Linked DNA regions of Homo sapiens: region 1 is linked to region 2. A link is an interaction called in ENCODE POLR2A ChIA-PET data of the cell type or tissue named here. Cell type or tissue: MCF 10A. All regions are shown on one strand. Each heading gives the region's core, and the rest is flanking DNA. Links, peaks and the distances in the headings are about the cores only. Region 1 overlaps ERVK13-1 (endogenous retrovirus group K13 member 1). Region 2 overlaps PDPK1 (3-phosphoinositide dependent protein kinase 1).

Region 1 (4,516 bases), core at 204-4,203, 53 kb after region 2:
CAGCCTGCAGGAAGAACATGTGAGTTACCCATGGAAAAGCAGCCGGAAGCGCTCCGAGCATCTGAGCGTCTGAGCCCGTGCTCTGAAGGAGCTGTGTACTCCCTCAGCCTGGCGTCCAGAGTCAGGCCCAACTGGGAGAGAGAAACGCAGACGAACCTAGCGCTCGCCCTCAGGAAGGACCCCCGATGAGGTCCACATGGGGGGAAATGAACAGCCGTCAGCCTTCCTAGCTCGTAAGTTGGGAGCCTGCTCACTAACCTGCCTCCCCAGGGTCTGGCTGCTGCGGCTCTCCAGATCAAACCTTCCCAAGAACAGGGCTGAGCAAAGCCAGCGCTCCATTCTTCCAAAGACTGATCTGTCCCCATCCTTTCCCACAGGGGAAGTCCAAGCAGTGCTGTGTGCCAGCCAGCACTGGCACACGGTGGGTCTGAAGGTCAATTAGCCCCGCCCCCACCGAGGTCGGAGAGCTCTCACTCACTGAGCCCTGGGCCTGGGTGCACAGCGGGGACTCTGAGACAGGTGGGCTGCTGAGATCCTCACTGCTGGGCTCCCCAAGGACCATCAGTCACACAACCATCCTGGGGATATAGCTGCAGCTCTACAGGTGGCTGCACCCACCCACAGAGCACACGTCCCTTTTGCCGCCACAGGACACCTTAGAAGCTACAGCAAAGTCAAGGCCTAGGAAAAGCCTCATGGCACCTTGCTCAAGCAGGATACAGACCACGAAAGCAGGGCCCCGCTGTCAGGAGGGAAAAGCAGTGTAAAGTCAGAAGGGCCACTAAGGGATACTGGGCATGGTGCAGAGATTGGGCATGGTGGCTCATGCCTCTAATCCCAGCACTTTGGGAGGCCAAGTTGGGTGGATCATGTGAGGTCAGGAGTTCAACACCAGCGTGACCAACATGGTGAAACCCTGCCTCTACTAAAAATACAAAAATTAGGCTGGGTGCAGTGGCTCACGCCTGTAATCCCAGCACTTTAGGAGGCCAAGGAGGCTGGATCACGAGGTCAGGAGTTCAAGACCAGCCTGGCCAATATGGTGGAAACGCGTCTCTACTAAAAATACAAAATTAGCCAGGCATGGTGACGCATGCCTGTAATCTCAGCTACTCAGGAGGCTGAGGCAGGAGAATGGCGTGAAACTGGGAGGCGGATGTTGCAGTGAGCCAAGATCGTGCCACTGCACTCCAGGCTGGGTGACAAGTTTGAGACTCCATCTCAAAAAAAAAAAAAAAAAAGATTAGCTAGGTGTGGCGGCACAGGCCTGTAGTCCCAGCAACTCAGGAGGCTAAGGCTGGGGGATGGCTTGAGCCCAGGGGAGTTCAAGGCTGCAGTGAGCTATGATCACACCACTGCATTCCAGTTTGGGCAACAGAGTAAAACTGTCTCTATAAAGGACTTTGAGGAGGACTGGGGACCACTGAGGAAGGCTGCATGTCACCTTTGCATTAGAAAATGCCATGTTATGATAAAACTCCATCTCTACTAAAAATACAAAAATTAGCCAGGCACGGTGGTACACACTTGTAGTCCCAGCCACTTGGGAGGCTGAGGCAGGTGAATCACTTGAACCCAGGAGGTGGAGGTTTCAATGAGCCAAAATCAAAGTACTGCACTCCAGCCTGGGCAACAGCATGAGATTCCATCTCAAAAAAACAAAAAAAAAAAAAAAAAGAAAATGCAATGTTAATTCTATCTCGGATGTGATAATGATGAGGTTGTAGAGGAGACAGCTTCTGAGCTCAGAAGGCACCTGGAGAAGGATTCTGGGGTGAAATGCTATCATGTGTGTGACTTACTTTCAAATAATAAAAATAATAGAAAAAAATTTGGGGAGGTGAGAGGGTAACATATACAAGCAAATATGGAAAAGGTTAACAACTGGTAGAATCCAGGTGAAAGGCTAGGGATATTCATTGTACTATGCGTTCAACTCTTCTTTAGTTTTGAAATTTTTCAGAATAAAAATTAGTGGAGAAAGGTTCATCTTCAGTCCAGTAAGCTCCAGGAGACAGAGCCAGACCTACCTTATTCACCACTGTTTCTCCACTGCTAGCACAATGCCTGGTCCTTATCCCACTGGCCCAGGAAACCACTGCTAATGTTTCTGTGGGAACCTCCCTCCAAGCTTTTCCCTGGGCCTGAGGAAAGTTATACTGGGCATGCTGCTTTGCAGCCAGCTCTTTTCAGATAGAAATACTTTGTAACCACCTGTCAGGAGAGTACAGTCTGCCATCCCCATCCATAGGTTGACTCCACATGCATGGATTCAACCAACAGTGGATAGAAAATATTAGAAAAACAAGAAATTGCATCTGTACTGAACATGCACAGACTTTTTTTCTTGTCATTATTCCCTAAAGAATATAGTAAAGCAACTATTTACATAGCATTTACATTACATTAGGCATTATATGTAATCTGGTGATGACAGAGTACACAGGAGGGTGTGCACAGATTATATGCAAACACTATACCACTTCAGAGCAAGGGCTTCAGCACCCTCCGACTCTGGTATCTGAGAGAGGTCCTGGGACCAATTTCCCACAGATCCTGAGGGACGACACAGACTTCACCACAATGTTTCTACCTATCTCTGCCTGAGGGAAATTCAAGATATTTCCAGTTCTCCCCTATTTCAAAGCTGTGACAAATATTCTAGTAGCAAAATCTTTGCATACACTTTAATTATTTTCCGATCTTAAATTCCCAGAACGGGAACTGTTGAATCAGCCTGTGTTTGAACACGCGCTGGCAACTGACTGCTGCCCCACCTCAGCAACGACAGGCGCTTACGTTCCCACCTGTACTGAGTTCCAGCTTCCATCTACAAATGCCAGATATTGCCACTTTCACTGCAATGCACTCCAGCCTGGGCGACAGAGCAAGATTCTGTCTCAAAAACAAAAAACAAAAAACCCAGCAGATTGGTCAGAAAAGACTGTACAGCCACAGGGGTTTCCATGTAGGGAAATTTCTCTAGGCAAGGAGGAAAAGCCTGAAGAAGACAAGAACTGCTGAGAACAGGGCAGCAGGGAACATCCTGGACCCACCTGGGCCGCACAGGCTGGAAAGAGAGGCCGTGGCCGGGCATCCGAGCCTGGGCCCCTCACAGAGGAGGAACAAAGTGACAGGCCAGGAGAGGAGGGGAAGATGCAGGAGTGCTGGCATCTGGGGACCAGCCAGCAAGTCCTTGGAGCCCTCCCTCACCAGAAAAGGGGAAGCAGGAAGGACAGCGGCAATGGCCAGAGTGAGGAGAATGCAGCGTCCTGCAGCTCCATGGAGTGAGCGCCTCCTTCACGGAGCAGCCCTGGCCGCCCTGCAACTGAGGCCGCGGCACCGAGGGTCCCGCCAATGCAGCAAGGGGCGAGAGACACCACACCTAAGACTCAGGAGCAAGGTCCTGTCCCCGCTCCCAACCCCGGGGCTCCTGGAATCACCGAGGCAGAACTGAAAAGTGAGTGCGGGCCCCTTTCCCACATGTTCCACTGCAAAGGTCAACACACGCCAGGCGCATTTCAGTGAGGCTTCAAGTCTTCCCTGCAAATCTCATCAGCCTTTTCTGATGGCATTCAATGCACAGCGGTCACTTTCAGCTACAACCCCTTCCTACTGCAGTCGAATTAATTCCAAAAGGGAAAAAACAGGTTAAAGAATGGGACTTTAACGATGAATTTATTGCAAAAAATAAGCCCATAGCCAGAAGAATCCTGACTGGCATCCTGCTGAGACACACAGCCTCTCCTCAGCCCTCTCCAGCACGGGGAGAGGGCACTGTCACCAGCTCCGCAAACACGCAGGAGACGGGGACCTCCAGAACTAACGTCCTTGGTCTCCAGACGTACCTTCAAACCTCATCTTTAAATATTTTGAATCCCTGCGTGCTACAAGCTGATTTGAAACACAGATTGGGCCGGTCCCAGCACGGTGGCTGGTAGAGAGGGCATCTGATCTTGTCTGTGGAATGATGGAAGTCACTGGACTGTCCAGGAACTACATGCCCACCTTCATCAGATGGAAACCACACACTTGTTTATTCTGCAGGGGGCCGTGTGCTCAACAGTGAGCTGCTAATGTCAGGCTTGTCCATCTTTTTCATACACAGGCTCTACAGTACTGTCAGTTCCCAATTCTGTGGGTCCCTGTATAATCCAACTCTTTAAACAGAAATCAGGCTGTGTGCGGTGGCTCATGCCTGTAATCCCAGCACTTTGGGAGGCCGAGGCGGGAGGATCCCTTGAGACCAGAAGTTTGAGTAGCCTGGGCAACATAGTGAGACCTCATCTCAATAAATAAATTAAATAAATAAATAATGTAGGTGGTGCGCACCTGTAATCCCAGCTACTTGGGAGCCTGAAGCACGAGAATCACTTGAACCCATGAGGCAGAGGTTGCAGTGAGCCAAAATCATGCCACTGTACTCCAGCCTGCGTGACAGAACGAGACTGTCTCGAAAAAATAAATAAATAAACAGAAACCAGAATCGGGTGCTCTTATAAGGATGTGTAGCCCA
Region 2 (4,250 bases), core at 251-4,250:
AGCGCTTGGCAGAATCTTGTACTTCGTGTCCACAATGGTACTGAATTTGCATCTGCACAGTCAGCAGAGATAACAAGTGTTGAACTGACCTTGCCACATGCTTAGTGAGTGATTTGTAATTAAGTTTATAGACTCAGAAGGTATATTAGGACATTTGGAATCAGTAGCAGAGCAAAGCCTCTTTGAAAAAAACCACGTAGCTGATTGGGTTTTACAAGAGTGCATTTGTCTCCCCCTTCCACCCGTGGGGCCCCACCTTCAGGTCTTAGTGGTTCACAAGAGCCCAGCAGCCAGGCTGGCTTTTTCATTGTAGGGCGTGGTTGTCCCAGCTGGTGTAGATTTCAGGCCGCCCCCCCCAACTCCCTGCCCACAGTGTTGCAGATTGCCTGGCTGGCAGCAAGTCCAGACCACCCAAATTTGGTTGGATTCTTCATTTCTCCACTGTAGTTGGGGTCCATTGATTGTGCAGGGGAACGTGCAGGAGGTTTTTCTAGGCACCGTGTTCAGTGCTGCTTCACTCTACCAGAGATTATGGCCAAATTGCACGGAATTTGGTTTCTTGCCCTCTGAAGCCTGAGGGCCCCCCCTTGCCTGGCTGGTTGACAGACCCGGGGTGGTCACTGCTGAGACTTCAGAGATCGCAGCTGCTGTGAGAATACGGTGAAGGTACTTTGTTCTGGAAGATGTTGTCATACACTTTTCCCCAGTTATTTTCAAACTTGACATGAGCCTATGTTGACTCACTGGGTGGGGGTCCCTTCTTACGCAGCACACGTGGCAAGTGCCTGAATCGGGGCTGGAGGCACTTCAGAGCCTCTGAGGGGCCACCACTTCTGGCCCAAAATTGCAGGGTTGTAGATGAGGCTGCCTGTGGAGAACTGGTGTGAGGAGGAAGCTGTTTCCAACAAAGAGCACTTTCATCTGTTGAGATGGCTGTGGTGAGCAACTGAACGAGCCTACGTGTGTACCTGAATTTTCCCCGTAACTCATTTCTTCCATATGAAGAAACACCAAACTATGTACAGAGAACTTTTTACAAAAGGCAGACCTTTTTTAAGCTGTGTAACCCACATAGCCTAACCACCTGGCAGAATGACTACGAATAGGGGTCATTGTGCTGGTAAAAGCCTCTATTACGACTGTAAGTAAGTTGGATGTTGGCAAAATTAAATTGTTACAGTATTTAGAGCTGCTGTAGCTGTTCCTTCACAACATAAAATAGGATAAATGACTAGTACGTCTTTCAGGTGGGTGGCAAGCAGAACATGCGTAATATTCTCTACCTGGTCTGTAGCTGTAACTGTGATGTACAGACAAAGCAAAAATTAAAAGAACTTATGAAAACAAATGCAATGATACTAGGATATACACTTTTGTATTTTTATTCTTATATAAGGTTATTTGCTGGCTATTGTTGGCCTCTAGTTCAGTCTGTGTTATTTAAATTCTAATATATGAATTATTTGAATTGAATTCATGTTCGGGGCCACGTTGTTGTATGTATTGATGTACAGCCTTGAATGTGAATAATTATTGTAAACTATATTTTACAACTTTTTTTCTGGCTTTATTATATAAATTTTCTATTGGGTCAGTGATTTAATCATATAATTTAATGAATCTGTTTATCCTTTTTTTTTTTCCAAATACTTGTGCTTTAGGTGTAGTTACCAGATGATGAATTTTCCTCGTATGGTCAGTAGTCTTGTAATAAAAAGCATGTAGAGTGTAGAGGTTTGCTGGCGTGGCTCTTCCTTTGACCCCGCCACGGAGTGGGGGCGCGGTTGGGGGCGGGTGTCTGCCATTGCCCGCTAGCGTTGGCGCCCCAAGCTCGGTTTCACTCCCTCCGGAAGTGGGACCAGCCGGCTGCTTTTCCCGGATGGAACTTCCGCCTGCCATGTGACCGGCGGGTGTTCTACAAGGGCTGACCAGTGGGCGGGACAGAACGCAAAGGGCGATATTAAAAGCCGGACTCTTCCGGTGAAGCGGAGGTGTGGTGGGGCTTGCTGGGATCATGGCGGGGAATCACTGCGAGCTCCTGCCGCTGGCCCGTGGCAGGCTCGGGGCGGGGTTGGGGTGGCTTCTTGTGCCTCCCTTAAAGCGCGGGGCTCAGCGTCCTGGCCCAGCGCCCCAGCAGCAGGTCCAAGTGGGTCCGGCTCTACAGCGGCGGCACCTACTTCCTCACCACTGGGCAGACGCCGCTGTGTCAGGACCCGAAATCCTTCCTGTACCTCTTGAGCCAGGCCGACCCCGACCCGGACTCGGACAAGGTGAGGACCACGTGGGCCAGTCGAAAGGGCCTGGGCCATTTCGGCCTGTGGCCGCCGCACACGCCCTGCTCCACGCCGAGGAGAGCTCAGCAGGAGAGGGCGACTCTCCTCGGGCTTCGAGCCCAACACTCCCTTGTCGCCAGCTCATCCCCAGCTTGCCCCGATCCCCTATCCTGGGAGGGGAGGGCAAGGATGGCGCCCTGGTGTCCACTGCCTTTGAGAATCCTGAGTCGCTTCACCTTGGGGGTGTCTCTTCCTCGCCCTCTTTGCTCTTTGGTGGAGGAGGCTTCCGAGACCCCGGACTTTGCTGTGATTCTACTTTCTTTTTCTCACTAGGTTCTTTTGCCCAGGGTGTGTGAACGCCTTCTCTTCTCTGTCCCAGGGTACTTGCTGGCTCTGGAGACAGAACCCTTGGCGTTTCACATTCTGGACGTTTGAATTAACGCTGACGTGGGGGTTGATATGGGCGGCCCTTTTTTTCCCTGGTGACTTGTATTTAGAGAGTTGGCGCTCCATCCTTTCCATCCACAGCACGCAGCACCCACTCAGCACCTCTTAGAAGATGCGTCCATAGTATATACTGTGATTTTTCGAAGGGGATTTTGCTCATATTAAGGGTTGCTTTAGGGATGTCCAGGAAGGGCCAGGTAAGGAATCTTTCAATCTGCTTTCTAATTGGCTTAGTTTTCCCACTGTCTTCGCAAAAGGACAGGAATTTCCAGGTTAGTTTGCAGCTTGTCTTTCATCAAGCGAAATGCTCATGCTGTTGGGTAGATGGTAATAGAAACCTTTTGCTACCTTTATTTATCAAGAGTTGTGGAGCCGAGGAACCGTGTCTTGGGAGTTGTGCAGGATTGAAACTCACAAAAAAGCCTGTTTGAAGAAGTTGTTACCTATATTTATTCAAGGCAGTTCACAAGCCTTATACTAACTTTGCGGGGTCTTTCAGTTGAGCTTACATGACTGCGCTTGGCTTTGTGCCTTGGCAGCCAACATTTGCCATGCAGGAGGCTTCCCAGAAAGGTTCGGATCCCTCTTCAAGTTTGAGAAGCCTGACTGAGACCATTCTCAGCATGGCATGACCGTGATCAGGAAATGAGAATCTGGAGTTACTGCTAAGGCAGCCTTGTGGGTGGAAATGAGGGTTTGAGATGCCAACCCTCCTGTGCCTCCCCACAACTTCCAACTGTTTCCATTGCTCATTTGACCAAGCCCTCTACTCAGAGAATTGACCTCCCAGGAAATGACAGTCATCCCCAGGATAGAAATAGGCGTTTGTTAGCTGTGATTTTCCTTTTATAAGTGTGGGTGTGTGTTTTACTGTTTGGTTTTTCTTTTTAAATAACAGGGCTTAGTGGTCACTCCCTTGCCTTTCTACTCAAGCATTCCTGTTTTGTATATGAAATTAGAGTTTAAATTGCTCTTGTCCATTGGGTTCTTTGAGGCAATGGTTGTCTATTCAGCACTGGAGCACTTGATTCCCAGTTGATGAACTATAGCACAGTTAAGGTGGTTGATCCCTTTGCTTTACTGTTCCTTAAGACTTTGTTAAAAATTATGGGCCGGGCGCGGTGGCTCATGCCTGTAATCCCAACACTTTGGGAGGCCCAGGCAGGTGGATCTCGTTCAAAACCAACCGGGCCAATATGGTGATGCCCGGTCTCTACTAAAAATACAAAAAGGTGGGCGCGGTGGCTCACGTGTGTAATCCCAGCACTTTGGGAGGCTGAGGCAGGCGGATCACGAGGTCAGGAGATCGAGACCATCCTGGCTAACACGATGAAACCCTGTCTCTACTAAAAATACAAAAAATGAGCCGCGCGCGGTGGCGGGCGCCTGTAGTCCCAGCTGCTCTGGAGGCTGAGGCAGAAGAATCGCTAGAACCCGGGAGGCGGAGCTTGCAGTGAGTCAAGATCACACCACTGCACTCTAGCTTGGATGACAGAGCAAGACTCTGTCTCAAACAAACAAAAAAATGCT

Evidence for each region. Peaks named below come from ENCODE experiments on the same cell type or tissue, not always from the same donor. Only the 100,000 strongest peaks of a DNase experiment are listed, where the experiment ranks them.
Region 1: POLR2A ChIA-PET joins it to region 2 with 6 read pairs; 3 of 35 experiments call an interaction of 5 or more read pairs at or near these places.

What each region holds. Positions count from the first base shown.
Region 1 is chr16:2,654,730-2,659,245 of GRCh38, forward strand. It overlaps ERVK13-1 (endogenous retrovirus group K13 member 1), which reads right to left. Exons shown (of 3, transcript NR_040023.1): 3 at 3,660-4,516. Among named protein-coding and RNA genes, the nearest start is that of ERVK13-1, 16 kb to the right of the region's middle. In MCF 10A, for the core only: no CTCF peak of the experiment used is centred there; no DNase peak of the experiment used is centred there.
Region 2 is chr16:2,601,458-2,605,707 of GRCh38, forward strand. It overlaps PDPK1 (3-phosphoinositide dependent protein kinase 1), which reads left to right. Exons shown (of 14, transcript NM_002613.5): 14 at 1-1,731. It also overlaps the pseudogene LOC652276. Among named protein-coding and RNA genes, the nearest start is that of FLJ42627, 35 kb to the right of the region's middle. RefSeq lists an enhancer at 2,115-2,454. In MCF 10A, for the core only: no CTCF peak of the experiment used is centred there; a DNase peak (open chromatin) is centred at 1,914.